Linked DNA regions of Homo sapiens: region 1 is linked to region 2. Evidence: chromatin loops called from intact Hi-C (ENCODE). Cell type or tissue: ovary. All regions are shown on one strand. Each heading gives the region's core, and the rest is flanking DNA. Links, peaks and the distances in the headings are about the cores only. Region 1 holds the start of LOC105377094 (a long non-coding RNA gene). Region 2 overlaps CACNA1D (calcium voltage-gated channel subunit alpha1 D).

What was found. A loop is a pair of places that touch in the nucleus more often than their neighbours do. Peaks named below come from ENCODE experiments on the same cell type or tissue, not always from the same donor. Only the 100,000 strongest peaks of a DNase experiment are listed, where the experiment ranks them.
Region 1: it touches region 2 in a loop (2.9-fold over the local background); 74 of 110 quality-filtered maps call a loop at or near these places.

The regions. Positions count from the first base shown.
Region 1 is chr3:53,365,395-53,381,395 of GRCh38, forward strand. It overlaps LOC105377094 (a long non-coding RNA gene), which reads right to left and starts at 5,879. Exons shown (of 3, transcript XR_940847.3): 1 at 5,834-5,879. RefSeq lists an enhancer at 5,070-5,695 and a silencer at 9,840-9,889. In ovary, for the core only: no CTCF peak of the experiment used is centred there; a DNase peak (open chromatin) is centred at 9,787.
Region 2 is chr3:53,704,758-53,720,758 of GRCh38, forward strand. CACNA1D (calcium voltage-gated channel subunit alpha1 D) reads left to right here. Exons shown (of 48, transcript NM_001128840.3): 10 at 13,544-13,631; 11 at 14,998-15,024. Among named protein-coding and RNA genes, the nearest start is that of CHDH, 130 kb to the right of the region's middle. RefSeq lists enhancers at 11,358-12,557, 13,521-14,101, 14,102-14,682. In ovary, for the core only: a CTCF peak has its summit at 5,606 (motif pointing left); a DNase peak (open chromatin) is centred at 5,574; H3K27ac peaks cover 1,232 bases.

The DNA of each region.
Region 1 (16,001 bases), core at 4,837-12,836, 340 kb before region 2:
CACCCACTAACTCGTCATCTAGCATTAGGTATATCTCCCAATGCTATCCCTCCCCCATCCCCCGACCCCACCACAGTCCCCAGAGTGTGATATTCCCCTTCCTGTGTCCATGTGATCTCATTGTTCAGTTCCCACCTATGAGTGAGAATATGCGGTGTTTGGTTTTTTGTTCTTGCGATAGTTTACTGAGAATGATGGTTTCCAATTTCATCCATGTCCCTACAAAGGACATGAACTCATCATTTTTTATGGCTGCATAGTATTCCATGGTGTATATGTGCCACATTTTCTTAATCCAGTCTATCATTGTTGGACATTTGGGTTGGTTCCAAGTCTTTGCTATTGTGAATAATGCCGCAATAAACATACGTGTGCATGTGTCTTTATAGCAGCATGATTTATAGTCATTTGGGTATATACCCAGTAATGGGATGGCTGGGTCAAATGGTATTTCTAGTTCTAGATCCCTGAGGAATCGCCACACTGACTTCCACAATGGTTGAACTAGTTTACAGTCCCACCAACAGTGTAAAAGTGTTCCTATTTCTCCACATCCTCTCCAGCACCTGTTGTTTCCTGACTTTTTAATGATTGCCATTCTAACTGGTGTGAGATGATATCTCATAGTGGTTTTGATTTGCATTTCTCTGATGGCCAGTGATGATGAGCATTTTTTCATGTGTTTTTTGGCTGCATAAATGTCTTCTTTTGAGAAGTGTCTGTTCATGTCCTTCGCCCACTTTTTGATGGGGTTGTTTGTTTTTTTCTTGTAAATTTGTTTGAGTTCATTGTAGATTCTGGATATTAGCCCTTTGTCAGATGAGTAGGTTGCAAAAATTTTCTCCCATGTTGTAGGTTGCCTGTTCACTCTGATGGTAGTTTCTTTTGCTGTGCAGAAGCTCTTTAGTTTAATTAGATCCCAGTTTTGGCTTTTGTTGCCATTGCTTTTGGTGTTTTAGACATGAAGTCCTTGCCCACGCCTATGTCCTGAATGGTAATGCCTAGGTTTTCTTCTAGGGTTTTTATGGTTTTAGGTCTAACGTTTAAATCTTTAATCCATCTTGAATTGATTTTTGTATAAGGTGTAAGGAAGGGATCCAGTTTCAGCTTTCTACATATGGCTAGCCAGTTTTCCCAGCACCATTTATTAAATAGGGAATCCTTTCCCCATTGCTTGTTTTTCTCAGGTTTGTCAAAGATCAGATAGTTGTAGATATGCGGCGTTATTTCTGAGGGCTCTGTTCTGTTCCATTGATCTATATCTCTGTTTTGGTACCAGTACCATGCTGTTTTGGTTACTGTAGCCTTGTAGTATAGTTTGAAGTCAGGTAGTGTGATGCCTCCAGCTTTGTTCTTTTGGCTTAGGATTGACTTGGCGATGCGGGCTCTTTTTTGGTTCCATATGAACTTTAAAGTAGTTTTTTCCAATTCTGTGAAGAAAGTCATTGGTAGCTTGATGGGGATGGCATTGAATCTGTAAATTACCTTGGGCAGTATGGCCATTTTCACGATACTGATTCTTCCTACCCATGAGCATGGAATGTTCTTCCATTTGTTTGTGTCCTCTTTTATTTCCTTGAGCAGTGGTTTGTAGTTCTCCTTGAAGAGGTCCTTCACATCCCTTGTAAGTTGGATTCCTAGGTATTTTATTCTCTTTGAAGCAATTGTGAATGGGAGTTCACTCATGATTTGGCTCTCTGTTTGTCTGTTGTTGGTGTATAAGAATGCTTGTGATTTTTGTACATTGATTTTGTATCCTGAGACTTTGCTGAAGTTGCTTATCAGCTTAAGGAGATTTTGGGCTGAGACGATGGGGTTTTCTAGATAAACAATCATGTCGTCTGCAAACAGGGACAATTTGACTTCCTCTTTTCCTAATTGAATACCCTTTATTTCCTTCTCCTGCCTGATTGCCCTGGCCAGAACTTCCAACACTATGTTGAATAGGAGCGGTGAGAGAGGGCATCCCTGTCTTGTGCCAGTTTTCAAAGGGAATGCTTCCAGTTTTTGCCCATTCAGTATGATATTGGCTGTGGGTTTGTCATAGATAGCTCTTATTATTTTGAAATACGTCCCATCAATACCTAATTTATTGAGAGTTTTTAGCATGAAGGGTTGTTGAATTTTGTCAAAGGCTTTTTCTGCATCGATTGAGATAATCATGTGGTTTTTGTCTTTGGCTCTGTTTATATGCTGGGTTACATTTATTGATTTGCGTATATTGAACCAGCCTTGCATCCCAGGGATGAAGCCCACTTGATCATGGTGGATAAGCTTTTTGATGTGCTGCTGGATTCGGTTTGCCAGTATTTTATTGAGGATTTTTGCATCAATGTTCATCAAGGATATTGGTCTAAAATTCTCTTTTTTGGTTGTGTCTCTGCCCGGCTTTGGTATCAGAATGATGCTGGCCTCATAAAATGAGTTAGGGAGGATTCCCTCTTTTTCTATTGATTGGAATAGTTTCAGAAGGAATGGTACCAGCTCCTCCTTGTACCTCTGGTAGAATTCAGCTGTGAATCCATCTGGTCCTGGACTCTTTTTGGTTGGTAAACTATTGATTATTGCCACAATTTCAGATCCTGTTATTGGTCTATTCAGAGATTCAACTTCTTCCTGGTTTAGTCTTGGGAGAGTGTATGTGTCGAGGAATGTATCCATTTCTTCTAGATTTTCTAGTTTATTTGCGTAGAGGTGTTTGTAGTATTCTCTGATGGTAGTTTGTATTTCTGTGGGATTGGTGGTGATATCCCCTTTATCATTTTTTATTGTGTCTATTTGATTCTTCTCTCTTTTTTTCTTTATTAGTCTTGCTAGCGGTCTATCAATTTTGTTGATCCTTTCAAAAAACCAGCTCCTGGATTCATTGATTTTTTGAAGGGTTTTTTGTGTTTCTATTTCCTTCAGTTCTGCTCTGATTTTAGTTATTTCTTGCCTTCTGCTAGCTTTTGAATGTGTTTCCTCTTGCTTTTCTAGTTCTTTTAATTGTGATGTTAGGGTGTCAATTTTGGATCTTTCCTGCTTTCTCTTGTAGGCATTTAGTGCTATAAATTTCCCTCTACACACTGCTTTGAATGCGTCCCAGAGATTCTGGTATGTGGTGTCCTTGTTCTCGTTGGTTTCAAAGAACATCTTTATTTCTGCCTTCATTTCGTTCTGTACCCAGTAGTCATTCAGGAGCAGGTTGTTCAGTTTCCATGTAGTTGAGCGGCTTTGAGTGAGATTCTTAATCCTGAGTTCTAATTTGATTGCACTGTGGTCTGAGAGATAGTTTGTTATAATTTCTGTTCTTTTACATTTGCTGAGGAGAGCTTTACTTCCAACTATGTGGTCAATTTTGGAATAGGTGTGGTGTGGTGTTGAAAAAAATGTATATTCTGTTGATTTGGGGTGGAGAGTTCTGTAGATGTCTATTAGGTCCGCTTGGTGCAGAGCTGAGTTCAATTCCTGGGTATCCTTGTTGACTTTCTGTCTCGTTGATCTGTCTAATGTTGACAGTGGGGTGTTAAAGTCTCCCATTATTAATGTGTGGGAGTCTAAGTCTCTTTGTAGGTCACTCAGGACTTGCTTTATGAATCTGGGTGCTCCTGTATTCGGTGCATTAATATTTAGGATAGTTAGCTCCTCTTGTTGAATTGATCCCTTTACCATTATGTAATGGCCTTCTTTGTCTCTTTTGATCTTTGTTGGTTTAAAGTCTGTTTTATCAGAGACTAGGATTGCAACCCCTGCCTTTTTTTGTTTTCCATTGGCTTGGTAGATCTTCCTCCATCCTTTTATTTTGAGCCTATGTGTGTCTCTGCACGTGAGATGGGTTTCCTGAATACAGCACACTGATGGGTCTTGACTCTTTATCCAACTTGCCAGTCTGTGTCTTTTAATTGCAGAATTTAGTCCATTTATATTTAAAGTTAATATTGTTATGTGTGAATTTGATCCTGTCATTATGATGTTAGCTGGTGATTCTGCTCGTTAGTTGATGCAGTTTCTTCCTAGTCTCGATGGTCTTTACATTTTGGCATGATTTTGCAGCGGCTGGTACCGGTTGTTCCTTTCCATGTTTAGCGCTTCCTTCAGGAGCTCTTTTAGGGCAGGCCTGGTGGTGACAAAATCTCTCAGCATTTGCTTGTCTATAAAGTATTTTATTTCTCCTTCACTTATGAAGCTTAGTTTGGCTGGATATGAAATTCTGGGTTGAAAATTCCTTTCTTTAAGAATGTTGAATATTGGCCCCCACTCTCTTCTGGCTTGTAGGGTTTCTGCCGAGAGATCCGCTGTTAGTCTGATGGGCTTTCCTTTGAGGGTAACCCGACCTTTCTCTCTGGCTGCCCTTAACATTTTTTCCTTCATTTCAACTTTGGTGAATCTGACAATTATGTGTCTTGGAGTTGCTCTTCTCGAGGAGTATCTTTGTGGCGTTCTCTGTATTTCCTGAATCTGAACGTTGGCCTGCCTTGCTAGATTGGGGAAGTTCTCCTGGATAATATCCTGCAGAGTGTTTTCCAACTTGGTTCCATTCTCCACATCACTTTCAGGTACACCGATCAGACGTAGATTTGGTCTTTTCACATAGTCCCATATTTCTTGGAGGCTTTGCTCATTTCTTTTTATTCTTTTTTCTCTAAACTTCCCTTCTCGCTTCATTTCATTCATTTCATCTTCCATCGCTGATACCCTTTCTTCCAGTTGATTGCATCGGCTCCTGAGGCTTCTGCATTCTTCACGTAGTTCTCGAGCCTTGGTTTTCAGCTCTATCAGCTCCTTTAAGCACTTCTCTGTATTGGTTATTCTAGTTATACATTCTTCTAAATTTTTTTCAAAGTTTTCAACTTCTTTGCCTTTGGTTTGAATGTCCTCCCGTAGCTCAGAGTAATTTGATCGTCTGAAGCCTCCTTCTCTCAGCTCGTCAAAATCATTCTCCATCCAGCTTTGTTCCATTGCTGGTGAGGAACTGCGTTCCTTTGGAGGAGGAGAGGCGCTCTGCTTTTTAGAGTTTCCAGTTTTTCTGTTCTGTTTTTTCCCCATCTTTGTGGTTTTATCTACTTTTGGTCTTTGATGATGGTGATGTACAGATGGGTTTTCGGTGTAGATGTCCTTTCTGGTTGTTAGTTTTCCTTCTAACAGACAGGACCCTCAGCTGCAGGTCTGTTGGAATACCCTGCCGTGTGAGGTGTCAGTGTGCCCCTGCTGGGGGGTGCCTCCCAGTTAGGCTGCTCGGGGGTCAGGGGTCAGGGACCCACTTGAGGAGGCAGTCTGCCCGTTCTCAGATCTCCAGCTGCGTGCTGGGAGAACCACTGCTCTCTGCAAAGCTGTCAGACAGGGACACTTAAGTCTGCAGAGGTTACTGCTGTCTTTTTGTTTGTCTGTGCCCTGCCCCTAGAGGTGGAGCCTACAGAGGCAGGCAGGCCTCCTTGAGCTGTGGTGGGCTCCACCCAGTTCGAGCTTCCCGGCTGCTTTGTTTACCTAAGCAAGCCTGGGCAATGGCGGGCGCCCCTCCCCCAGCCTGGTTGCCGCCTTGCAGTTTAATCTCAGACTGCTGTGCTAGCAATCAGCGAGATTCCGTGGGCGTAGGACCCTCTCAGCCAGGTGTGGGATATAGTCTCGTGGTGCGCCGTTTTTTAAGCCGGTCTGAAAAGTGCAATATTCGGGTGGCAGTGACCCGATTTTCCAGGTGCGTTCGTCACCCCTTTCTTTGACTCGGAAAGGGAACTCCCTGACCCCTTGCGCTTCCCAGGTGAGGCAATGCCTCGCCCTGCTTCGGCTCGCGCACGGTGCGCGCACACACTGGCCTGCGCCCACTGTCTGGCACTCCCTAGTGAGATGAACCCGGTACCTCAGATGGAAATGCAGAAATCACCCGTCTTCTGCGTAGCTCACGCTGGGAGCTGTAGACCGGAGCTGTTCCTATTCGGCCATCTTGGCTCCTCCCCCTGGATCTGTGTTCTCATCTGAAAAAATAGGGTTGATATTACCTTCTTCCCAGGCTTACAGAAATTGAGAAATTGGCCACGTTGTGAAAAACGTGGGCCTTCCACTTAGTAAAAAGCTCAGTCAAGAACAAGATTCTCTTTCCTCTTCACAGCCCATAAATGATAGATTCGTTTTATAAGTACGGGACAGCCAGCACGACTCCTGGCAGCATGCATTAAGAATGTGGTAACTCCGCTGAAATGCTTGGCTCTGGAATTTGGGTCTGCCTTCCTGGAAACTCAAGCCTGACCTTTCACTGGTGGCCGCCCAGAGACCCCTCATCCTTGTCTGGGAAATGGATAGTGGCACCACAGTTCACATTTCCCAGTACATTGCCATCCACAACCCTCTGGATCCCTTAAACACATGCTAGCTGTCAAGAGAAGTAAAGGACAACAGAGTTTAGGACTGAAAAGTGCTGAGTCCAGGCATCTATGTTAACAAGTGAGGACATTTGTTAGCCAAGGACAAGTGCATATTGCTAGGCAATCAGAAGTTTTCCACTGAGCTGGTCCAGCACAGAGCTATAGCAATTTTTCTTATGTATATTTTCCTGAATGACTTTCAAAAGGCCTACAGCAGTGCAATCAGATGAAGGAGACTCACTAGTTAAGCCCACTGTCTCCCTATAATTAAGGCCACTATGAGGGGGAGAACCCAAATCTGATTTTGGAGCTTGTGCTAAGCCTAGAAAGCAAAGAAAAAGCCCTCTAGCGAGCAAAATAACACCTCTTTAAAAGCTAAATGTAATTTCAGAGTGCATCAGGTACACACCTATAAGTCCTGTGTCCCTATGCTCCAGGGTTTCTGTTGAAAGAATAACAAAAACAAGTGACAAGTAATTCTAGTCAGAGAAACAGAACGAAGGCAAAAAAAGAAAAGAAAAAAACAAACAGCAACAACAACAACAACAACAAAAACCAAACAAACCCCCAAAACAAAACCTCCCAAACAAAGAAACCCTCCCCTTGGCTGGGCGTGGTGGCTCACACCTATAATCCCAGCACTTTGAGAGGCCCAGGTGGATGGATCACGAGGTCGAGATCGAGACCATCCCGGCCAACATGATGAAACTCTGCCTGTACTAAAAATACAAAAATTAGCCGGGCGTGTAGGCGCGCGCCTGTAATCCCAGCTACTCGGGAGGCTGAGGCAGGAGAATCGCTTGAACTCGGGAGGCAGAGTTTGCAGTGAACTGAGATCGCACCACTGCACTCCAGCCTGGCGACAGAGCACGACTCCGTCTCAAAAAACAAAAAACAAAGGAGAAAACCCCCTCCCTTAAACTTCCTAACATCTCCTCCTAACACTGGAAGGCGGGAACTTCTGTGAATTTGCTTCAGCTGCATAACCAGGCTCTTAATGCGCAGCAGGGTCGCCATCTTGCCGGTCTGCAAGGGCTTCGGTTCTCTGCTTCTTGCTCTAACATTCAGTGACTCAGCAGAGAGGGGGGCTTATGCTGAAGAAGGTGTTTAGTCTCTGAGTGATGAGGTTAGCGATGGTGTGGGGTACAGGGAAGAGAAGGTCTTAGAGGTGAGAACATGTTACGGTTACTATCTTCTGTCCCTCTTTTCTTCGCCTTGTCATTAAATAGTGCAGAAAAAGAGTCAGCTTTTGGAAGTGTTTGAAAATAGCCTTTTAATGTTTTAGGCAGCTGACTAAACTCTTGTTCAGAGCGGACTTTGGACCAGAAAATGGAATCATCACCTGGGGAAAAGGGAAATTAAAGGCTGTTTTAATTATGTGAAGAAAAACATTGATACAGTACTTTGCTGTTACTTAACGGTAATGCTATTTGCAGACTCCCTTACAATGAGGAAATCAGCCTTCTTAGGAAGGAAGAGGCTTTTTTTTTTGAGACGGAGTCTCACTCCTGAAGCCCAGGCTGGAATGCAGTGGTGCCATCTCGGCTCACTGCAACCTCCACCTCCTGAGTTCAAGTGATCCTCCCACCTCAGCCTCCCAAGTAGCTGGGATTACAGATGCCCACCACCACGCCTGGCTAATTTTTGTATTTTTAGTCGAGATGGGATTTTGCCATGTTGGCCAGGTGGGTCTTGAACTCCTGGCCTCAAGTGATCTGCCTGTGTTGACCTCCCAAAGTGCTGGGATTATAGGCGTGAGCCACTGTATCTGGCCAGAAGATGATTCTTAAGGCACCTCAGAAAAGGATACCCTAATTAGAATGGAAGATTTGAAAGATGGTAGAATAAAGGATTTTCTATATGGAGTGTTTTTTGCCCACCCCAAAGCCACAGAGTAAATTTTGTCTGCTCCTAAGGTTAATTATATTTCTGAAAGAAGTGATTAGTTGATGAGATGAATCCTGTATCCCCTCCACCACTCTTCACCGTATCCAAGTCTGGACTTCCCTTTGGTTTGGTTTTGTTTTCAGTGTAAGATGAGTGTCAAGTATCATTGTATAATATAAGTCAAATCTTAATTTAAATGTCTTTTTGTTGATCAGCCTTGTCAATGGAAAAGTTAATTCTCTAAAAAAACTGAAAGAAAATATTTCAGGGTTTTCAGATTTTCTGTGCTAATTGAACTTATACTGATATACCCACAAATAGCCAACTTAGCTGAGATTTGGCATATATGTTAAAAGTAAGAATGAATTAAAAGCATGTTGTGACACTGCTGGTAATGTAGATATACTTGGTATAGCAAAATCGGGGGACTAAATCATTATTGCAATGCTTTTTTTTTTTTGAGATGGAGTCTTGCTCTGTCTCCCAGGCTGGAGTGCAGTGGCGCAATCTACGCTCACTGCAAGCTCTGCCTCCCGGGTTCACGCCATTCTCCTGCCTCAGCCTCCCCAGTAGTTGGGACTACAGGCGCCCACCACCACGCCCGGCTAATTTTTTTTGTATTTTTAGTAGAGACGGGGTTTCACCATGTCGGCCAAGATGGTCTCGATCTCCTGACCTTGTGATCCGCCCGCCTCAGCCTCCCAAAGTGCTGGGATTACAGGCTTGAGCCACCGCGCCCGGCCCTATTGCAATGCTTTTTTACCTGGGGCCTGTGGATGGTCCTTAGAAGTTCTAATGAATGCCTTGGTATTGAAGGCAAGATTTTAGGTGTCTGTGCTTTTGTCACCGGAGAGGATTGGTAGCTTTCATCAGATTTTCAACAAAAGGGTCCGTGTCTCACAAAAAAGTTAAGAACCACAGACATTTGAACATACTCTGTACATTGGACTTAAAAAAAATTGATCAAAAGTAACTTACCCTAGCATCCATATCTTCTCTTTCCACTCTGAAAGGCTTAGAATATTAGATATTATAAGATGTACAACTTAACTTTCTATTTAGAATTTTAAATCCCAATGCAATGGCTATAAAAATTATTTCATGAATAAAGAAAGTCTGTAAAAATGAGACACAGTGGGGCCTGGCGTGGTGGCTCATGCCTGTAATCCTAACACTTTGGGAGGCCAGTGCAGGCTGACCACTTGAGGTCAGGAGTTTGAGACCAGCCTGGCCAACATGGTGAAATCCCATCTCTACTAAAAATACAAAAATTAACTGGGAGTGGTGGCATGTGCCCGTAGTCCCAGCTACTCGGGAGGCTGAGGCAGGAGAATTGCTTGAACCCAGGAGGCAGAGGTTGCATTGAGCTGGGATCATGCCACTGCACTCCAGCCCGGGCGACAGAGTGAGACTCCATCTAAAAAAAAAAAAAAAGAGACATATTGCTTTTGACTATGGGATGGTCTTAATAATGTGGATGAAAATTTTCCTGAGATCTGGTGGACTATGTGGAGGAAGAGGGTGTGTTGGATGGCCCCAGTAGTGCTGTGGGTGAAAAATGTCACCTGGACGCCACTGGGAGGCGCTGTGGTACAGGGAGTGACAGGAACCCAGTGTCTACTATTGCCTCAGCTTCCAACTCCCGGGAGACCTTGGACAGGTCACTTAATGTCACTCTGGGTCAATTTTGTTATCTGCAAAATAAAGTATTCTTTTCTCAATGTGTTTCGATGAGACTAAGATATGACAAATGGCAAAGCGCTTTTCTTTTTTTCTTTGAGACGGAGTTTCGCTCTGTCGCCCAGGCTGGAGTACAGTGGCGCGATCTTGGCTCATCACAACCTCTGCCTCCCAGGTTCAAGCGATTCTCTTGCCTCAGCCTCCCGAGTAGCTGGGATTACAGGCGCACACCACCACACCTGGCTAATTTTTGTATTTTTAATAGAGATGGGGTTTCACCATGTTGGTCAGGCTGGTTTCAAACTCCTGACCTCAGGTAATCTGCCCGCCTCGGCCTCCCAAAGTGCTGGGATTACAGGCATGAGCCACCTGCATGGCCTGGCAAAGCACTTTTTAAAACGTGCACCATGACCGTTAAAATAAATATGTAGATAAAAATTGCCAAGATATATTAAGACTGAGGTGCAGAGTAGTAATTTATAGCATGATGGGTTTTGTGTATGAATTTTTACTCAAACATATAGGTGATATATGCAATTTTTTTCTAGAAAAATAAAGAGCTGTGGTTATCTTTACGGAATAGACTAGGACAGGGGAGGGAGGCTTTACTCTTCATTTTATTATTTCTATTAAAAATATTAACAGGGGGCCACTGCTGTGGTTCCTGCCTGTAGTCCCAGACTTGGGAGGCTGAGGTGGGAGGAGCTCAGGAGTTTGAGGCTGCAGTCAGCTGTGATGGTGACACTGCACTCCAGCCTGGGCAACACAGTAAGATCCTGTCTTAAAATATATATATATAAGCCGGGTGCAGTGGCTCATACCTGTAATCTCAGCACTTTGGGAGGCTGAGGCGGGCAGATCTCCTGAGTCCAGGAGTTAGAGACCAGCCTGGCCAACATGGTGAAACCCTGTCTCTACAAAAAATACAAAAATTAGCCAGTTGTGGTGGTGTGAGCCTGTAATTCCAGCTACTCAGGAGGCTGAGACACGAGAATCGCTTAGCCCGGGAGGTGGAGGTTGCAGTGAGCCAAGACTGTGTCACTGCACTCCAGCCTGGGCGACAGAGTGAGACCCTACCACAAACACACACAAAAAATTAAAAAAAAATCATATATATGAAGTATATAAAAATATATACTATATAAAAATATAACTATAAAAATGTATGTATAATATATATTTTATGTAATATATAATATATATTGAAATATATATTAATATTATATATTATTTATATATTAATATATATCTGTACAGCGGGATTATGTTTTGTTTTCTCTGTCATTTCCTCTTGAAAAACTAAAAATAATTTTAAAAATTGAAAGACTCTTGGGAAGAGGGTACTGTGTAGTTGTTAGGTGGGACTGTTATTAATGAAGAATAATCATAGCTGATTTAAGGCCTGATCATAGGAGAGTGTTTACAGGAAGATGCTGCCCAAGGATGAGGACGCATCACAGATTCATTCTCTGGGTCCCTTAAATAGAACAAACCCAGTGACAGTTTTCCTCCCCTAAGAAATCTGTGTCCCTGGCATGCTGTCCTGTGAGACCATGCTGCTGGATTTATTTGCAGCTAACTGCTTCATGCCAGCACCGCTGGAGAGCATTGCCCCAGCAACTGTCCCCTCTCCCAGTTTTCTCCCCTTTCCACTGGATCATTCTCTCCTCACATGCAGGCCTTCCCTAATTCTTGCCTTTCTCGCAGAAGTCTTTGCTTCTGCCTTTGTAAGTTGGGGTAATAATGATGTCTAGGGAGCCTGGTGCATAGTAAGTGACTCTAAAAATAAAAGCACTTATTACTGTTGTGCACTTGAAGTTAAAGGAGAAGTTTCTGGGTTCAGCCCCACAGTAGTACCCTCGGAGGGGTGACTGAGGCCTCTGATTCTTGGTAGGACAGGCACTGCTGGTGAGCTTGGGTGCCTAGCTCCTGCAAACACAGGGTTCCGCAGAGGCCTCATTTTCAGAAAACCCTGTGTTGACCCTACCTTCTTTGTCTCTTTGCTTTCTTTCATTCATTGGGTTCTCTAAAGAGGATTCTGTACTGTACTGTCTCTCTCCAGGTCCTCTCCTCCCATTCTCTCTTTCAGCTTTGTTTTTTTATTGAGACAGAGTGTTGCTCTGTCACCCAGGCTGGAGTGATTGGCATGATCTCGGCTCACTGCAACCTCCACCTCCTGGGTTCAAGTGATTCTCCTGCCTCAGCCTCCCAAGTAGTGGGATTGCAGGTGTGTGCCACCACACCCAGCTAATTTTTTTGTATTTTTAGTAGAGACGGGGTATTGCCACGTTGGCCAGGCTGGTCTTGAACTCCTGGCCTCAAGTGATCCACCCACCTCAGCCTCCCAAGTGCTGGGATTACAGGCGAGGGCCCCTGCGCCTGGCCCTTCCTGCTGTCTTAAGGCCCCAGGGCTGGGGCATCTCTGCTCTTCTTCATACTCACTCTCCAGGGGCCCTCTTCCAGTCTCAGGGGCTTAAACCCCATACACATATATGGCATCAACTCCTAAATTTGGACCTTTCCTCTGATTCCAGAGCTAATCTATTCATCTACTCTTGGATGTCTAATATGCAATACAAAATCAACACGACCAAAACAGGACTCCCGAGTCACCACACCTTCCTGTCCTTCAACTTGCTCATCCCATAGCCTTCCCTCTAGTGGCTCAGACCAAACATTTTGTCGTCATGCTTTACTTCTCTGTTTTTCTCACTCCCTGTATTGCATATATCAGCAAATCCTCTTGGTCCTCCCTTCAAAATATATCCAGAATCTGACCCCTTCTCATGATCACAGCTACCCCCTTGTCTAAGCCCCTTTAGCTCTTGTCTGGGTAATTGCAATAAACTCCTCATTGATGTCCATGCTACCATCCCGTAACAGAGTATTCTGAGCAGCTCAAGAGATCACTTTATTTTTATTTTTGATTTGTAGTCATTCCATTTAACTTTAATTTAATTTTTTTTTTTTTTAGATATGAGGTCTCACTTGTTGTCCAGATGGGGCTGGAACTCCTGGCCTCAAGTGATCTTCCTGTCTTGGCCTCCCAAAGTGCTGGGATTACAGGTGTGAGCTACTGTGTAATTTTTATTTTAGATTTGAGGGTACATATGCAGGTTTCTTTTCTTTTCTTTTTTTTTTTTTTTTTTGAGTCTTGCTCTGTCACCCAGGCTGGAGTGCAGTGGTGTGATCTCAGCTCACTGCAAGCTTGGCCTCCCAGGTTCTCGCCATCCTCCTGCCTTAGCTTCCCGAGTAGCTGGGACTACAGGCACCCGCCACCAAGCCTTGCTAATTTTTTTGTAGTTTTATAGAGACGGGGTTTCACCGGGTTAGCCGGATTGGTGTCAATCTCCTGACCTCGTGATCTGCCTGCCTTGGCCTCCCGAAGTGCTGGGATTACATGTCTGCATGTACCCAGGGCTTAGCTCCCACTTACATGTAAGAACATGTAATATTTTGTTTTGTGTTTCTGGGTTGGTTTGCATAGAAAAATGGTCCCCAGCTGCATTCACGTTGCTGGAAAGGACATACTTTTGTTCTTTTTAATGGCTGCATAGTATTCTATAGAGTATATGCACCACATTTTCTTTATCCAGTCCACTGTTGATGGGCACCTGGGTTGATTCCCTGTTTTTGCTATTGTGAATAGCATGGCAGTGAACATACAAGTGCATGTCTTTTAAAAAATATTCCCTAAAACTAAGCAGAACATGTGTCTTTTTGGTAGAACAATCTATTTTCCTTTGGATATATACCCAGTAGTGGGATTGCAAGGTTGAGTGGTAGTTCTATTGTTAGTTCTTTGAAAAATCTCCAAACTACTTTCCACAGGGGCTGAATTAATTTACATTCCCACTAACCGTGTGTGAGCACTCCCTTCAAAGAGATCATTTTGAAACATAAGTCAGATCATGTCTCTCTTCTGCTTGAAATCCTTCAATGGATCCCCATTTGTTGAGAATAAAAGCCCAAGTCCTAAAGCCCTACACGATGTACCCTCTTCTCACTCTGTCACACTCACCTCCTCTGCTCTCTGCCTTGATGTCTCTGATTTGGCCACGCTGGCCTCTTTGCTATTCCTTATAGATGACACACGTGTTCTCAGCCCAAGGCCATTGCACTTACTGTTCTTTCTGCCTAGAATGCTCTTCCTCCAGGTCTCACCTTCTTGTCTTCCAGTTTTGTGTTTATATGCCACCTAATCCATGAAGCCTGCTCTGACAACCCCATTTACAATAGCAATGAACACTCAACTTTTTCCCCCGCATTTCCTATGCCACTTTCTCTGTTTTGCCTTTTCCTAAAGTGCTTACCATCTGACACATACATACATAAGTATATGCATGCACATATGCATACATGTATGCACACATGTATACACACATGTATGTAGAGCTACTCGCTTGTCTGTTGTCTGTCTTCCTCATGAGCGTGTCAGCTTCATGATTATGGGAGCTTTATTTTGTTCCCTGCTGTATTCCTGGTGCCTAGAATAGTGGCACATTATAGGCTGTCAATATATATTCACTGAATGAGTGAATGAGTGAATTAACTGTCTAAATACTTCTTTCCCCCCCAAGGCAAGTGGCAGGAGCGGAAATTTTAAAGCATTATTTTGTTTGCCTTCTGCTTGATGTTAGCTGGCCAGCTGGTTACCCTGTGAATCGGGAGGAGCCTTCTGATTCCTTTCCAAAACTTAGGCTGGTCAGGGACCACACAGTTCCTCCAAGTTATGGGCTCACAGGGATTCTCATGGGACATTTAGTCAGCACATCTTCCCCTTTGATCTCCCACAGCATACTTGGGGAGTCAACATTTATGCCTATCTGTGAGCCTGGCCCACAGCCTGCCTTCCCTTCAGATGTATCAATGTTTGGCTTTTGGGTAGAGATGCCAAACAAGGAAAAGAAGATTGTTATTTGGGCTAGGAATTACTTCCAAAAGCCAAATGTGAGAGAAGTGCTACCACAAAGGTTAGCACACACAAATAGCCTGAAAACTGGCTGGAACAATTCTGCTTGCTACAAATAGAGATGAAAAGACATTTCTAAATGTAGTCCCAAACAATCAGACTGCCAGAATTGGAAGGGCATTCCTTTCCCTCCCTCCTTTTTTCCCTCCCTTCTTTCCTTTCTTCCTCTCTCAAAGAGGACACCAAGGGCCAGTGAAATGAGACGAATCTCCAGGGTCACACAGTTAGTGGCAGAGTCAGAGCCAAAACTCAGGTTTCCTAATTCTTACTCTTTACAATATACTATTGTGGTGCCTTCCCAGTAAGCAGGGGAATAGTAAGAAAAAATTTCAATTAAATATACTGGAGAAGTTAATTGCTTAGTTCTCAAAAAGCTCAGTGCTAGTGAACAGCTAGCCAGAGTGTCACCCAAGAGATGGAAAAATGGACATTTCCAGCTGGGCACAGTGGCTCATACCTGTAATCCCAGCACTTTGGGAGGCTGAGGTGGGCGGATCGCTTGAGCTCAGGAGCTCAAGACCAGCTTGGGCAACATGGTGAAACCCTGTCTCTACAAAAAATACAAAAATTATAAAAATTAGCCGGGCATGGTGGCATATGCCTATAGTCCCAGCTACTTGGGAGGCTGAGTTGGAAGGATGGCTTGAGCCTGGGAGGCAGAGGTTACAGTGAGCTGAGATGGCGCCATTCCACTCCAGCCTGGGTGACAGAGCCAGACCCTGTCTCAAAAAAAAAAAAAAAAAAAAAGTTTTTAATGGTATAACAATATATCTATATTTATATATATCTTTGTAATAGATAAATATATAGAATGCACATAAAATTTGGAATACTCATTCTCAGTCAGGATACACAGATTCTCCAAGGAAGCTACTTAGACATGGTGCCTAGAAGTCCTGGAAGTCAAATCCATGATTTGACTCCAATGACTACATCCTATACCATCATGTGATAGAAGATAAGACTAAAATATATTTTTTGTATTTTCTTTATATTTTTGTGACCTTTGTAACCAGGGAGCTTTGGCATGATAGTCATCTTAAATAAATCAAAACATGATTTAATAAAAATGCCATTTTACAAAACTATAACTCTTAGCAGGAAACATAGGTGTAAATCTTCATGAC
Region 2 (16,001 bases), core at 2,409-10,408:
ATGGCCCCTTTTTCTCAGCAGAGTGTCTTTCTTTGCTAGTTTAGCTGTGTCCCCCAGGGAGCTGAGTGAGGCCTTCTTACAGGCCAGTGGCCTTTCCTCTGTTTATTTCTCCTCCTCTAGAAGTAGACAAGGTTTCGTGTTCTAGTGTTGCTAACATTAGTCGTGGTAGAGTTGTTTATAGGGCCTATGATTTGAGGATTAAGGGTTTTCATTGGATTTAAGGTGATATCTTGAGGGTTAACCATTTTATCTCAGCCCAGCATTTCCTATGACCTATCACTGTAAAAACCTGATGATGACAGAAATCAATGACTCTGCCTTTCAGAGAACTTGCCATGAGGGGAAGATGGAGAAGGAGTGGCTTAGTGTGAGAAGCTGATCCCATTGTTAAGGCCCAGCACTCTGCTGTGTGAGCCCAGGAGGGCGCGATGATTCTGGCTGGTGGGAGTGGGCAGGCTGGGGCGATGTGAGGAAGGCTCCGTGGGAGGAGCAGCCCTGGGCGGCAGAGGTTGGGGGTGGGGGCTTTTTCAAGCTGGGGAAATGGCACAAACAAGGTGTGCGAAGTGACAAATATTCAGGGCCCTTAAGTGCATTGCTCAGTAATATAATCTAGGAAAGAAACAAAACCTGTTTAAAAGCCTTGTAGATCTTCAGAATTCACTCTCACTGGGGCTCCCAAGCCCATAAAGCTGCAATGTGTCTTGGGAACATCAGCAGTATTGTTTCTGCTATGCACCGTGATGTGTGACTCAAAATGATTAACTAGCTTAACGTTTGATCCAGAATAGCAAATATTTCTGTGGTGCGCCCTTGTTCTTTATGGAGCTCGTTTTGCCAGGTGCTGGGGTTTCCTGTGGAGTGAGGCTCACAGTGCTTCCCGAGTCATCAGATTTCCAGAGCCTTGCTGATGAGGGTTTTAAATAAAGACAGAAATCTTGGCTGTGGAGGCCATGATGGGATTTAGCTGACTTGAGAGCACCAAGTCTCCTCCTCCTCTGAGGAGAGAACCTCTCTGATCACAGACCTCAGCAGCCCAGACCCTCTGGAGGAGACAGCACTGTTGAGGTTTCCCTGGGGCCTCCTGTGGCTGCCAGCCATTTTCTTCCTGTCACAGCCAGAAAACCACACAAGGAGAGGGTTTCAGTGAGGCCCACATGGTCCTCCTCACCAAATAAACAGTCCTGGATTCACCACATGCACATGCCAGGTCTGGGGCTGTCTCTGTGCATCTGATTAGCAGGCAGTAGAAATGTGGGTGTTGCCAGTGTTACGGTGTCTGCATCCTCCCTGGGGGTGTGAGATCACCCCACGTGCCTTCCACTCCAACCCTGCTCCTCTGTTACCTCTTGAGAGGAGGATGGCGCAGGGCCCGGGCTCCTGACTTTGTCCATAATGGCTAAGGATGCTAATTCAACTGAGAGCCCTTTTCAGCTGGGTCCTGGATGTGAGTTGAGCAGTTTCCTCCCAGACCTTGAGGATTGAAGTGACAGTGTGAGAAGAAATGCTTCCTGATAGCCGAGCCTCAGCCTAGATGAGCAGAAGTGGGTGTAGGAAGTCATTAATAACAGCAGATGTCTGTGAGCTCACAGGAGGCAAAGGCTTGGGCTGGAGGGCATCTTGATGCCCCTTCTCCGGATGTGGCTGCAATGGAGTTTTGTGACTTGGAATTTGGACTTTAGTATTAGGCAAATTACTCAACCTCTCTGGACCCCACTTTCCTTGTCTGCAAGAAGGGGATAAAGATATATCTCCCCATGGGGCTGTTGTGACAATTGAACGTTCTGTGACTGCTAGGAGTAGTCATAGTTGTAGTATGTGCTGCTGCTGTTTTCATCAGACACCAGTAAAAGTTGACCTCAACAGAATTTTAGGGGTATAAATTTAGGGGGTACAAATACCGTTCTGTGACATGGACATATTACATAGCGGTGAAGTCTGGGCTTTTAGTGTAACCATCACCCGAAAAGTGTACATTATACCCAGTAAGTAATTTCTCATCCCTCATGCCTCTTCCACCCTCCCACCCTTCTGTGTCTCCAATGCCTATTATTCCATCCACACCCTATGTCCATGTGTACACATTATTTAGCTTCTGCTTATCAGTGAGAATATGCAGTATTTGACTTTCCTAAACATAATATTTTTGAAGGTTCTCCTAGACCGCTAACCAGCCTCAGGGTGGGGCCTCCCTCTTAGGACCATTGCCCTGTGCTTTTCTGTTCAGAAACTATAAAGTTCTGAAGTATTGATGGAAAACAAATCTGTTAACTAGGTCACTTTCGAGATAGGGCAGCACAGCTTTCAGGCTCTTGAAGTCCATTTCTAGTTTGGCGGTGCTTGCTGTCAGGGAACAGATGTCAAATCAAGTACTTGGAGATGCGCTCACATTATCTTTTCTCTCTGATCTGCTAAATGTCACTGCATGCGTCTGCGATGCCCAACACTGGCTGTACGTTATAATCACCTGGGGAGCTTGGATGCTTCTTGATGCCATACTCCACCCTCTAAGACTCTTGATTAATCTTGGGGTGGGAGCCAGGGGTGGCTCTTTTTCATTAAGGTTCCCTGGGGATTCTAATGTGAAGCTAGGGTTCAGAACTCCTGAGTCCAGGATGCTATCAGTGGCTGAATATCACACTGTTCCAGGCATTCACTTGAAAGAAGAGGAGAGGCAATCAGGCCTCTAACTGAGCTGTCTGGTGACTGGTGACAGGTAGCTCCAGCTTTGTGCATTCATAGAATATTTAAAATGTCAATTTCATAAATTTGCTATTAGAAAGCTGGTGTTACACAATTAACTGAATGGACAAAATTCCCTTTGAAGTGAGTTCCTGAGCATTTGGTAAATTTTCAAGGATAATTTATTTAACTTTTTGCTGAGCTTCAAGTTTCTTAAGAAACCCTGCCAAATCTCAAAGTGATTTTTTTAGACATATGCAGCTGCTTCTGAGTTAACAATGGAGTTTTGCTAGGACCATTAAAATCTGGAAGCCTAAAATTCTATTTTAAACTCTTCTCATTGTCAGTGATTAGTCTTAAAAAAAAAAAGCATTAAAAATGAAATCATTTTAAAGGGAGCTCATTCTAAAATTCTGGCCAGAAAAGCAGGGCAATTTTATTGTAGGAACTATTAATGATTAATAATTCCTCTAAGTAAAGATATTTGATGCCCAAAGAAAGGGAGGGGCATACCTGAAACTTCATCTCTGACCACAAGGGCAGCCTCTCTGTCTTCTGCTTCTTCAGTGGTCCTGGAGGCTATGGGCACTGCCCCTGCCTGCCCGGGGACTCTGCCACCCTGGGGCTTGGTGGAGCAGGTTGCCCTAGCTGCCTCTCTTTTGCATGTGCTACCTAGTTGCCTCTTACTGCAATGTTTGCTTTGGGGGTGGACAGAAAACCAGGACGTTATAGCTGGTTGCAAGCATAAGGCATAGCAATTTGCTGGTCCTGTTTTGAAAGACTGTGTTTTGAAATTTTGATTTACAAAACTGCTTTCATCACCATTGAACTACCTCAAGGCACAAGTTCAAAATGGAAGATACTCAAGTAAAAGCTGTAAAGCAAACAGCAGCAGTTAGAGTGGCATACGGTAAATATGCGTCCAGGTCAAGAGCCCTCACTGGAGAGGCAGCTGGAAGTGCTTTCACTGGGAAGTGGGAGGGCTGACTCAGGGGCTGGCCCTAGGGTCAGTGGCTGGACACTGTCTCCATTGGGGTGGCACTGGGAGTAGTTGTCTGGACAGGCAGACTCTCTCCACAGGGGTGATAGAAAGCAGTGGTAATTTCTAAAAGTGCCTGCATGTCTGCCATCACCTTCAGCCTCCTAAGAGCTGATGGGAGCTGGACTCAGGGACTGTTGCCCCACTGTGGAGACAAGGAGTGGGTACTCCAGCCAAGTTTGCAGTCTCAAATCAGGGTTGTTTTATTTGTTTTTAATACATTTTAATTATGGAAGTAATATTTGCCTACATAAAAAATTCATGTAATTTCAAAGTATATAAAGTAAGAAAAAAATTCTCTCTTCCTTCTCCTTAAAGAGAGGCAGACTTAGAAGTTTGGGGCCTCTACTTCCCCACCTCACTGCACATAATACATGACACAGACCGCATGCATATAGCTTCCACCCTAAGATGCCCAACACAGGTATTTTTCACTGAACCATGTACCACAGATATTTCCCATGTTTTTAAAGCAAAATGTTGGCTCTTTTCAATAAATTGCCATTATAAAAACTGCTACAATGGACTATGCACTCTACAGCACGTGGACCTCTACTTTATAGAGGTCTCTCCACCATGAGACCATCAGCTCCATGGGTGCAGCAGGAATAGGGTCTGTTTCTGCCCTCTGTTGTGTGGCTGCACCCAGCACAGTGCTTGTCCCATACATGAGCATGCCATTACTTCCTTCTTGAATGAAAGAACATAGAGTAATAATAACTAGCATTTGTCAGGTGCTTTCTGTGTGTGAGACACTGTTCCAAAGGCTGTGGGTGAATACATTCATTCTTCTTCACACAACTCTGTGAGACAGGAACTTGACAGATGGGGAAACTAAAGCACAAAGCAGTTCAGTAGCTTCCCAAGGCCATGTGACTTACGTGGCAAAGCTGGGATTTGAACCCAAGCTCTGCCACAGTCTGCAGGCTAACTATCATTAACCCCTGCAAACACATGCCCCTGTGTCTGCGTGCTCGTGTTCATGGTTTTGTGGGAGAGGATACAAGAAAAGGGTCTGCTGTGTCAGAAAGGATGCACATTTTAGGAACGTGAGTATTCTGCCTACCCATAGTGTGCAGGTGTCTGTGCTGCCCATGCCCTTGCTTACTCCAGCATTCCTGCTGCTGTCTCACACTGCTTCGCACAACCCTCCCCTAGAGCACAGGGTCCGTACTCTAAAGACTAGCTGGCTTAGAGTGATCATGGAATCATGGGGCTGCAAGGGGTTAAAGATCCTAGAGTCATTTCTCTCGTGACCTGGTGGTCATGGGAGAGTCGTAGTGATGACAGTAGTGGTGGTTGATTGTGCCTTGCCAAAGCTGGGCACATTGCTTTTATTACTGTCTCCACTGTTCACCTCTTACAACAACCTTACGCAGTACAGGTCCAATTATTATTGACATCTTACAGGTGTGGAGGAAACTAAGGCTTCACAGTATCAGGTAACCTGTCCACAGTCTTCTGACATGGAAGTGACAGGGCTGGGGTTAGACCTGGCCTGTCAGAGTCCAGAGCCCACCTTTTGAACTCCCACCTGTCCTGTCCCATATGGTAGTGCTGTTTGGAATCACATATCCAGTCTGTACAGGGCTCCTGACTCCCCCTAAAGTGCCTTTTCCTTAATACCCTACTTAGATGGGAAGCCAAACCCTGGAAACCTTTATCTAGCATGGGTTAGCTGGTTGTTGATTTAGAACAGGTTCTTAAAGACAGGTGTTTGTGTAATAGCTGTGGAAAGGGCACTTCCTCTCCGCTGTTCTGATGCTGAGCTGGATTCCTAGCAGGAGGGGTCTGGGGCAGGCGGGCGTCCATTGCGTGAGGCAACCTGGCTGGCAGGGCTGGCCGCGTGGGGCCCTGGTTTGGCTGCTGTTGCTGCCCTCTGCTGCTTCATAATGAAATTGCCTGTGTTCAACCTGAAGGGGTCACAGTGGCCGACTTGCTTAAAGAGGATAAGAAGAAAAAGAAGTTTTGCTGCTTTCGGCAACGCAGGGCTAAAGATCATGGTAAATTGCTGAGACTGAGCTTTCTTTTTCCGCAACATCTCTGATACCTTTTCCTTGCACATAGGCATTGTGTGAAGTGCATGTGCCGTGTGGTGTGTTCAGAAGATGCCTATATTTTAATTGCTTGATTTCTTTCTTCTTGTCTTTTTCCAAAATAATGTGCCCTTACCAAGATAGCATTGCAGTTTTCTTTTTGTTTGAACTGTACCTTATAAAGAAGCAGCTGAACCAACTCAAAAAATGTACTTGATTCGGCATGAATATTCTTAGACTGGAAGGCAGACTTTTAAAATACTTTTCCCCAAATGATTTTTTTAAATTTAAACCGTTTAGAAATTCCAATAATGTTATTTGATTGATTTTTTTTTCTCCAGGCTACATGTTTCAAATTGCTTCTCTGTCTTTTAGTCTCTGGCTACTTTGCCCAGGACTATGCCAAAGCTAGTAGTGGCAGCTTTAAGAATGAAATTAGCTGGATGCAGTGGCTCACACCTGTAATTCCAGCACTTTAGGAAGCCGAGGCAGGAGGATCACTTGAAGCCAGGAGTTTGAGACTAGCCTGGGCAACAAAGTGAGACCCTGTGTCTACCAAAAATTGTAAACAAAGAAGCAAACAAAAAAATCAGGTGTGGTGGTGCATGCCTATAGTCCCCAGCTACTTGGGAGGCTGAGGCAAGAGGATTGCATAAGCCCAGGAGTTCGAGGCTGCAGTCAGCGATATTGCGCCATTACACTCCAGCCTGGGTAACAGAGTGCGATCTCTGTCTCTTAAAAAATCAAAATAAATAAAAATAGACTTCAGGGATGCAAAGATTTGGGGGCACTTGCCTTTGAAAGTGAGAATGGGCTCGTGTGGGAAAGTTATATTTCCAGATATGTCCTAAAATGATGCTAAACATACCCTTCCTCAGAATCCCTGGAGTAGCTGTCAGGCCCATCCCCAGGCAGACAGTTAGGTGAGCAGCTGGCTCCCTGCCTTGCTCTGCCCAAGTCATGGCAGTGGTTCGACAGCAGCACAAAGCTTTGCCTATGCACACCAGCACAGTCGACCCAGTTCTGCCACCAGGATCGGCCCTGGTCACCTGACTCTGGGGAAAGTCTGTTTAAGGAGATTCAGACAGCAGGGACGTGAAGCCAACAACTAAGGGAACAGAGGGGACACACTGTACTCTTTTCTTTGAAGTGGCCTCTGGCCCCATGGGAATGCTGAGCTGAGAGGTTATGGGACGCAGATGGGAACAACCCGTGGATATCTGAAGAGGGTTATATTAGAGTCTAGGTCTCATCAGAAGGCCTAAAAGTGAAAAGGAATTAAGAGATTATCAGATATAAGCCCTTGTCATTCAGCACGTTGTGGACCCCAAAGGAGGGAGAAGAGGAGGTGGAACTTGCCTGAGGTGGGACAGTGAGTTAGGGGCAGAGTTGGGGCTGCCTTTTTTATCTGTAGCATTCACGGAAGGTTTATGAACAGGAGGCTGGGCTTGATGCAGCACCTGAAGGTGTCTGCAAGAAGAATGGCCTTCAGCTAAGCAGGAAATAGTGTCATGGACATAAGAAAAAACATCTTTAAAGACTGACATAGGAATATAGCTCTGGAGAGGTTACCAAAAGGAGATAAATGATTTCTGTCCCCAGAAAAGAAAACACCCCTCCTTGGTTCTGCCTTGCTGAATGCAGGCTTGGGCCTTGTGATTCTTTAAGGATTCTTGTGCCTTCTCCATTGTCTTTCTGAGATCTGCAGGGAGAGGAAGCAGGCTGACACATTTAAGGAACTTTATTTTGAGTGGGAATGGCTTTTTATTGACTGAAATACCTGGGGACTCAGGAAGGACTCCGACCCTGCTGGCACCAGGTGGGGCACGAGCCCTCATATGGATGCTGGGCTGCCCCTGTCCCTGAACACGCGGAGATAGTTATTGTCTGGGCATAATTCTTGCTTGAGACATGGAAACCTTGGTCTGGCCTTGACCTCCATTCTCCAAGAAGAGCCTGGCTTCTTTACAGCAGCAAGAGGCTGTTACTCTGTGGTGGCCTAATGTGTCTCTACTAGCATGTGCATGTGCCTTTAGGGGGTGTGTGGGCTTCTTCTGGATTTGGCAGGCCTGTACGTCATGGTACTGCTCATGTTTGTCATGAAAATAAGATGAAAACATGAGGTCTAGGTGTCAGGTACCCTGTCCCCTAGGAAGGCAGCCACAACTCAGCCACTGCTCAGTTGTCCAGCCTCACCCCCTACCCTTACCTTTGAAAAGAATGAGAAGCTTTAGGCTGCTTGGAGGTGGAAGGAAATGCTAAAATAAATTCCTGAGTGTGCAAAAAAGTCTGTCCTGTGGAGAACAGAGGAGTGAGGCTCTGAGGCCAAAGACATCTGTGAATGAGGCTACTAATGGGACAGGTTCTAGACGAGGCTGGAGGGCTCTGGGCTCAGTTTGATGTGTGGCAAGCCTTCCCTTCGGGGTGCCTTGACTGGAGGACTGAGGCTCTCCTGTGACGCCCTGAGGCCTCTGGGGAGCTACTGCTTCCTGTGCTGCACCCCATTCTCTGGGACATTCTACATGCAGAGCACTTGGACTCAGTTCTCCAGTGCAGGCTGCTGGCTGGACCCCTGGCTTCCCTCCTGAGGGTGGTGGGCAGGGGCTCACTTCTTGTGCCCTCCCCTCCTTGCAGAGCTGGGGGAATGCAAGGGAAACCCCCTGGTTGTTGGTAGTAAAACCAGCCAGCATGTGGGCGTTTCTGCCTTCCTGCAGTTATAGCAGGTCAGAGGTAAATGGATCTTAGAGATGATACTGTCCTACAACTCATCTTACAGATCTGGTAGCCAAGCATAGGGGAAAAGAGGCACTTGTCCCATTGTCACCTGATGATAAGCACCAGGCTTTCCTGACATTTCTTCCATCATTTTTGACCTCATCAGCCTCCATCACTGAAGGTTGATCTGAGATTTTGCTATACCTGTTAATGGTGAACATAATTTTGAGGCTGCCTGCTTAGGACCCACACATAGACTCATTTGCTCTGTGTGTATGTGTGTGTGTGTGTGTGTGTGTGTGTGTGTGTGTGTGTGTGAGAGATTTGCCTCCAAATTCACAAGCCTGACACATTTGGCTGAGACGAATGTCGTCCTTCAGCATGAGAGTAGATGGATAAATGTCTACACCTTGGTGAAAATGCTAGTTGTGCTTACCTGAGAAGCAGCAGATTTCCCTGGTTTACTGTGTGTGGCATTGCCCATGATAACATCTGGCCCAGTGCAAGATCTTAAAGAGAAGCACCATGACCCACATCCACAGAGTGCTCCAAGTAGGGGCCTGGCCCGGCTGCCCATGCTGCAAAGGCCTTGGAAACTCTAATTACAGTCTGGGACATGCAGGGCTGCTGTCTGCCACCATCCTCTCACCCCCAGTGGCACCCAGGCCCCCCGCCACCAATCTCAGTGCACCACACTGTAAGCCTAAGGGTCTGCCCTGGAGCTCTTCCCAGAGATCCCAATGCCTGGAATAGATTGCAAAATATAGGCCTTGAGCTTCTCCAGATTTTCAGCAGGCAAATTGCAGTGCCAGCATCCTCTCACAGGTCACAGGCTTTCCTAATGCTTGGTTTTTCCCAGACTCACTGAAAGTAGTTTTTAAATTTATATAAAAAATAAACTTCTCTAACAAAGCTCTAACATTCCAGTTTCCTGAAATGTGTCAGGGAAGAGGCTTCACAGCTTGTTCATGTGCAGATGGCCCCTGGTGCTTATTTCTACAGTAGGGGACTGGCACTTGTCGGCAATGTGGGGAGGTCTGAGGGGTCTGCCTGCACCTCTAATAAGGCCTAGCCACTTGTCAGCAATTAACACTGAATCCCTGCTGAAGGGGACAAGGCCATCACCTAAATGGGGCAGTCACAATGCTATGGAAGCCAGTTAGGAGAAGCCCATGTATTCGGGTAATTTGCCCATGGCTTTACCTTCATGAGTTTGTATGACTCTTTCTGTCTGGATTTTTATAAAAGCCCAGTCGTCACCATTGCAGCCTGATTTTTGTGCTGTCGTCGGTCACTGAGCTGATATCCTGTAAGTGATCTGGTTATATGCCAGATTTTGAGTGGTTAATAAAGGTCATCAGAATAGTAAACCAGCACTGGTAGATAATAGACTCGTTTGGCTTTTTGGAACTTGTTGATTTGTGGAATTTTAAGTACATAACACCAAAATGTATACCAGTGAAACCACAGTACATACTTGAAAAGAATGGTGAGTGGAAGTTAGGAGAGATTTCTCAGTGTCAGCTGTGTGTCCCAAGGCATTTTGGCGAGTTCTGTCCTCTGAGAAATCAAGAGTTTGCTCACGTATTCTCAGAAGCCCCTTCTGGTTCTAACAGTCTATGATTCTTTTCTTTATTTTTTAAAAACATAGATGAGATCCTATTGGGGCTAAAGGAAGGGAAAGTCATATTAATTTTTTAACATTAAAAAAATGAATGCCTAATGCAAGTGAAGGGTAAAATGCTTTATTTTTAATAAATGAGGTCTTTGTTATACCCACTGAGCCTGATCTTTTCAAATATTTTTGGAAAAGGATAAGTGTGATATTTCTTCTGGAAATATTTTGGAAAAGGATCCTGTGATAGGGAGTAAGTGGCTGGAGAAGGTAGGCTGCCAGGGCCCTGGTCAGAGTGCGTTTCCTCTGCCCAGATTTAGGGGCTGGATCAAGGGCTGTTTCCAGGACCAAATGAGGTCTCCAATTTCTAGCGTAGGCACTGTCCTCTTTCTTTCCGTCTGCCTCTGCTCATCCTCAGCCCTGGCAACATCTTTTTGGGATATATTTATTTATTATGTGCCTGTGGCTCTTTAGGTGTCAAACAACTATGACAGGAGAAGTTGCTATGCCTACAGTAGGCAAAGTTAGACAATAACTCAGCTAAAGACAGAGAAAATACAAACCAAGAATGATGGCCAAAGCTGATTCAGAGGTATGGAAGATGGCTCACACTAGATGCGTCTGTGCAATGATGAAAGTGGCCAGGGCAAAATGACACTGGATTGGTCGCTTTGCTTCCAGGGAGCTCCAGGAGAGCTTTTCTGAGATGATGGAGTTAACATGTGTGGGCCTCACTGATCATCCAGCCCTGGGGACCCAGCACTCCGCATGCCTCATCTCATTCTTACCCTTTTACAGGTGAGGCAATGGAGATGTACAGAAGTCAGGTCACAAACGCGGGGTTAAACTTAGATCTGGCCAACCTGTGCACCTGCTCTCAGCCACTATCCCAACCCAGCTGAAGGACAGAATCAGCTCAGAGAGCAGGAGGACCCTGCCTCACCCTCAGTGGAGCCCTGGCACAGTGCTGTGAGACTATCTTCCCCTCTTTGTTGCTGTTTGGGGAGTTCGATTTTACTTCTTGTCTTTCCCCACAGTTAGTCTAGGGAGCAACTAGAACATTTCATACACTAATAGTTGGCAGGGGGCCAGAAATGCTAACTGATGACCCCATTCCCATAGAAAATATGTAATTTATCTGTTTCAATCAGATTGTTTTTAAAATGAAGCTTTAGAATTGAAATGCTGCAACTGTACCGATATCAGCATGAGACATGACTCCAGAGATTAAAAAGCCACAAAGACTTAGTCTTTTCAGAAGTTTGCTCTTTTGAAAATAATGACTAATGTTCCTACATGATCAATATTAGAACTATGAGATAGCAAACTGTTAAAGATGGAAATGACCCTCAAGATTGTGGAGTTCACACCACCATTTTAGAGACAGGAAAGTGAAGCCTGGAGAGAGGTGATCCATTGCCCAGGAGACTCAGAAAACAGGACCAGGCCTGTGGGTTCCCCACATCATACTGCCCTCAACTCCTGGTCCCCTCAGTCACTGCAGTAACCACCACGGAAAATGCCGCACAGAGTTAACTCATGATCAGATGTGAAAAGGGTCTCCCACTGTGATTTTCTTTGTTGGATTTAACAACCTCCTCACCTTTCTGCTGAATCAGAGTGAGGAACAGTCGAGGAGAATTGCATGAGTAGCTTCTTGTGTGTCTGTGTGTGTTAATGGAGTTTTTTTTTTTAAGGTTTTTCCATGATTAGAGTCGTATTTTTTGTTTGTTTTTGTCCAGTTTTTTTTGTTTGTTTGTTTCTGCATGAAATAATGAAAAAGTAAATCAAGGTTTGTAATTGGTTTCTTCTCACTTAGGAAAGAAGAAAATTATTCTATGAGAGTACCAGCAATGTAACATGAGTCTATAATTTTACTCACTTGGTCTTAACTTTTGACACCCTTGCCTCAGTGTTCCTGGGCATGGCGTGGAGGCTCCCATGCAGGCAGGCTCAGTTTCTCGGGCACTCACAAGCGGAACGGATCAGGGATCTTCTTTGGTATCCTCAAGAAACTTCTCAGACCACTGGGTTCCTTGAGCCAGGTTCCACCTCTATCCCTGCTGTTACCTTTATGAAGTCTGCTATGAGCAAGGCGGGCCGAACACAGCCCCCTACGCGAGCTGCCTGATCCAGCTCCTTTCCCCCTGAGCCTGGGCTGGGCCTCAGAATCTTCGCCATAGCGCTTCCAGCCCACTACCAGTATTTGCAGATGAAACTTGAGGCATCCTTGCTAAGGGGAGCCACACGGGCAGAGCCCATGGGCCAAGCTTTCCTGAAGACATCGTAAGGTCTGTAAAAACAGTCACTACAGTTCAAAGCCATGCCTCAGGAAAAAGGAAGTACACGTGGATTCTCTTCCGTGACTTCCTCTTTTACCTCTGCACCCCGGCAGAATTAATCCTTCTTTACTCTGGAACCTCCTGCACAGACCCCTGAGGTAGCTCTCTTCACAGCTGATGGAAGTGAGCTGGGGGCTGCCTGTCCCTCACCCCTATTCCAGGTGGGTGCAGTGCTGTGTGCCCTCTTTTTGCCCCTGCCCTCCTCCACTGCCTGGGCTCCAGCACGTGTTCGTGATGTTTATGGGGTTGAATCAAGTGGATGAGAAAAGACGCTCGTGCACCAGATGGTGGCCCTGGGTGGACCCTGGACCTCCACACACTAGTGGGCGTGTTTCCACATTTCCTCTACTTCCGCTCAGGATCCTACCATGGAGAAGTGGGATGGGCCCAGAGACCCTAGTCATACTGAGACCAGAGTCAACCTTGCCCTCTGCTCACTGGTTGATAATGATCTTCTTCTTCCACTCGTAACACTATAATTCCTTGGTGCTCTAGTTGTTCTTACCCAGCTTACTGGGTAAGAACTTTCTGTGTATTGGCTTCACAAGCTCAGCAGAACTTCAGCATCAGGTAAAATAGCAAAAAAATAGAGTTCTTAACTCTAAAAAATGTTGTGCATGGTACCTTCATGCACTGCCTTCCCCATTCACAATAGCTCTTCTCCCTCAGTATATTTAAGATGATTGACTCATGAAATGTTAGGGTTATTCACAGATGTTCTATATGCACCTTTTGGGGCAAGCAAAGATGTACCTGTAAAGTACATTTTGGTGGCTTCTCAGTGTGATCCCAGAGATGAGGAGGATAAAGTGGTGCTATACCCAGCCACAGGATTCACTTTGATCCCTTAGCTTCCTTTCTTGGAAATGTCTAGGGGGATAGAATGTCCTCCTCGAGGGGGACTGTGTTTCCTACAGGCCATGGGTGCAGAGACTCGCCTGCAGTGGAGATGCCTGGCTCCTTGGCACTCCCTTAGCCCAGCTGAGGCCCTGAGGGCCCTTTTCACCCTCCTCCTGGGTTCCGGAGGTCTGCCTGGTGGCAGAGGCTCCCACCTGGCCTGCCTCCCAGGCGTGCAGTGTGCCCCGCATGCTCTCTGAAGCCCGTCTTCTCCCCACAGCTAGCATGCCCACCAGCGAGACTGAGTCTGTGAACACAGAGAACGTCAGCGGTGAAGGCGAGAACCGAGGCTGCTGTGGAAGTCTCTGGTGAGTGTGGGGAGCACTTGCCCTCTTTCCCCTCCTGTTGTCTCAGAGAAGCAGGTGGTGAGGAAGACCGCCCAGGCTGCAGCAGAGCCCCGGGCCATCGCCTTGGGTGTGGCGGGTGGGAAGGCTCCTCGTACCCCACGCCACGCTTCCTCCTGTGCCAGGGCTATCCCTCCTGCACACCTCCCCACCCCCCGCCCCCCCGCCCCCCGGCCCAGCATTTCACATGCCTCTTCCTGTAAGTAGAGCCCGTGAAGAATGTGGTGGTTAACCTGGCCACCTGCTGTGTCCATTAGGTGCTGGTGGAGACGGAGAGGCGCGGCCAAGGCGGGGCCCTCTGGGTGTCGGCGGTGGGGGTAAAGGCCTGATTCTCCTTCCAGCCTGGGTTTGGCATTTGTGCTTTTGAAGAAGAGCTTCTGTGGCAGAGTTGCTGACTAGAATGTGCTACGTATTTAAGTTTTCCTTTGCTCATGGGACCTTCCTAACCTCAGGCCTGGCGGTTGGATGACGAGGCCCTGCCTTCTTGGTGCCTGGCACTTTTTCCCTGGAGCCCTGCACCAGCCTCTCCTCATGATGGAAGGCACCATTGCATTAACACTCACTGGCTTTTTTCTAGATGATTTGGGCTGTGGCAGCTGGCGGGGGGGCTGGGGGGGACCAGCAGTGCAGAATGTGCTGGGCACTGTCTGCCGTGGGGGAGCCCTGTGCGGTTTGGTTTTGTTTGCTTCTTGCTGGTATCCTTCAGGTCTTATCTCTGTAAAGTGCAGGTGTCATTTTTAAGAGAACTCAATCTTACTCTTGGCAGAGTTTCATAAAAATGATGTGTTATGGGCAGAATATGCAACCATTTGTGAAGTGATTTTGCCTCCATTCTCTTGCTCTGCCCTCTCTGAGACATCATGAAGCAGACAGAGAATGGGTTTGTCATCCCCACTTTACAGATGAGAATGCTGAGGCCCAAGACCTGCTGCTTTCCCATACTCACCCAGTGGGAGAATGGCAGTGCTGGGACTCCTAGTGCAGTGCTCCCTCTGCGGTAGTAGCAGCAAATGCTGCTGTCGAGATGAGTGGCAGGAGAGACTCTGCTGCCTTCATTTTGGCCCCTGCATCACTGCCTGCTGCCAGGGCCTGCAGGGAATCTGGCCGAGTCTTCCCTGACCTGGGCCTCGAGGGTGCTCAGTCTGCTCCTCTGGCCCTGGCAGCATCCTAATTTCTGCTCTGGCCTTGCCCCTGCTGGCCTGCTGTGGTAACCAGGGGTGCTAAGTCCAGGCTGTATGCATGGCTTTTATGATATCTCAGCTGAAATGATGGGGAGTGTGTGCTCAAGCCCTCGGAACCAGAATCTTAACACTTTTTGTCTTTCTTTCAGTCAAGCCATCTCAAAATCCAAACTCAGGTCAGTATCTTCTTTCTGTTTCTTCGTCAGCCTGTGTGTTGCCTTTGTATGTTCTCACTTCTGAATTTTACGTAGTATTGCTCTGGACTTGAGTTTTCCTCTGTGGATTATAACATTGATACTGAATTGCAGTCAGTCAATTGAATCCTATGAGCCTGGCTTAGGGGGAGATCTTAGGTGCCAAAGATCTCCCTCAAAGTAAACCAATAAGACTCAGTAACGAGTTTTGCCTCCCCATTAATCCTCCTTATCCTCTGAGTCATTTTCCTAAGAGAGCTGCTGCTTGTCACTTTTCTGCTCGAAAGCTTTCCATAGAAAGGGAGTTCAAGAAGTCTTCCAAGGTACTAGCATTTCTTGATGTGCATGCGGGTTACGTGTTCAGTTGGTAAAACTCATTGAACCATATACCTATGATTAGTGTACTTTTTCATCTGAGTGTCATTTTTCAACAAAAACATTTTCCTACTATATATAAACACTAACTTAAAATAGGCAAAGACCTAAATATAAAATATAAAATCATGAACATTCCAGAAAGAAAACAGGAGAAAGTCTTTGTGATCTTGAGTTATGCAAAGGTTTCTTAAGATACAACACCCAGTATACTTTCTGTAACAGAAAACAAACAGATAAATTGGTCTTTGTCAAAATTAAACTTCTGTTCTTCAAAAGAAAAGAAAAAGGTTAGCTTCAGACTTGGAGAAAAATATTTGCAAAGCATATTTGATAAAGGACTGGTATCCCATATATATAAAGATTAATGCATAAAGGAGAGTGTCAATAATAGAAAAACCCAATAAAAAATGGGCAAAATTTTTAATAGGCATTTCACCAGAGAAGAGATGTGGATGGCAGATAAGCACATGAAATGACCATCAGTTGTTACAAAAATGCACATTAAAATCACAGTTAGATACCACTACACATCTATTAGAGTGAATCAGATTTAAATATCTGACAATGACAAGTTCTGACAA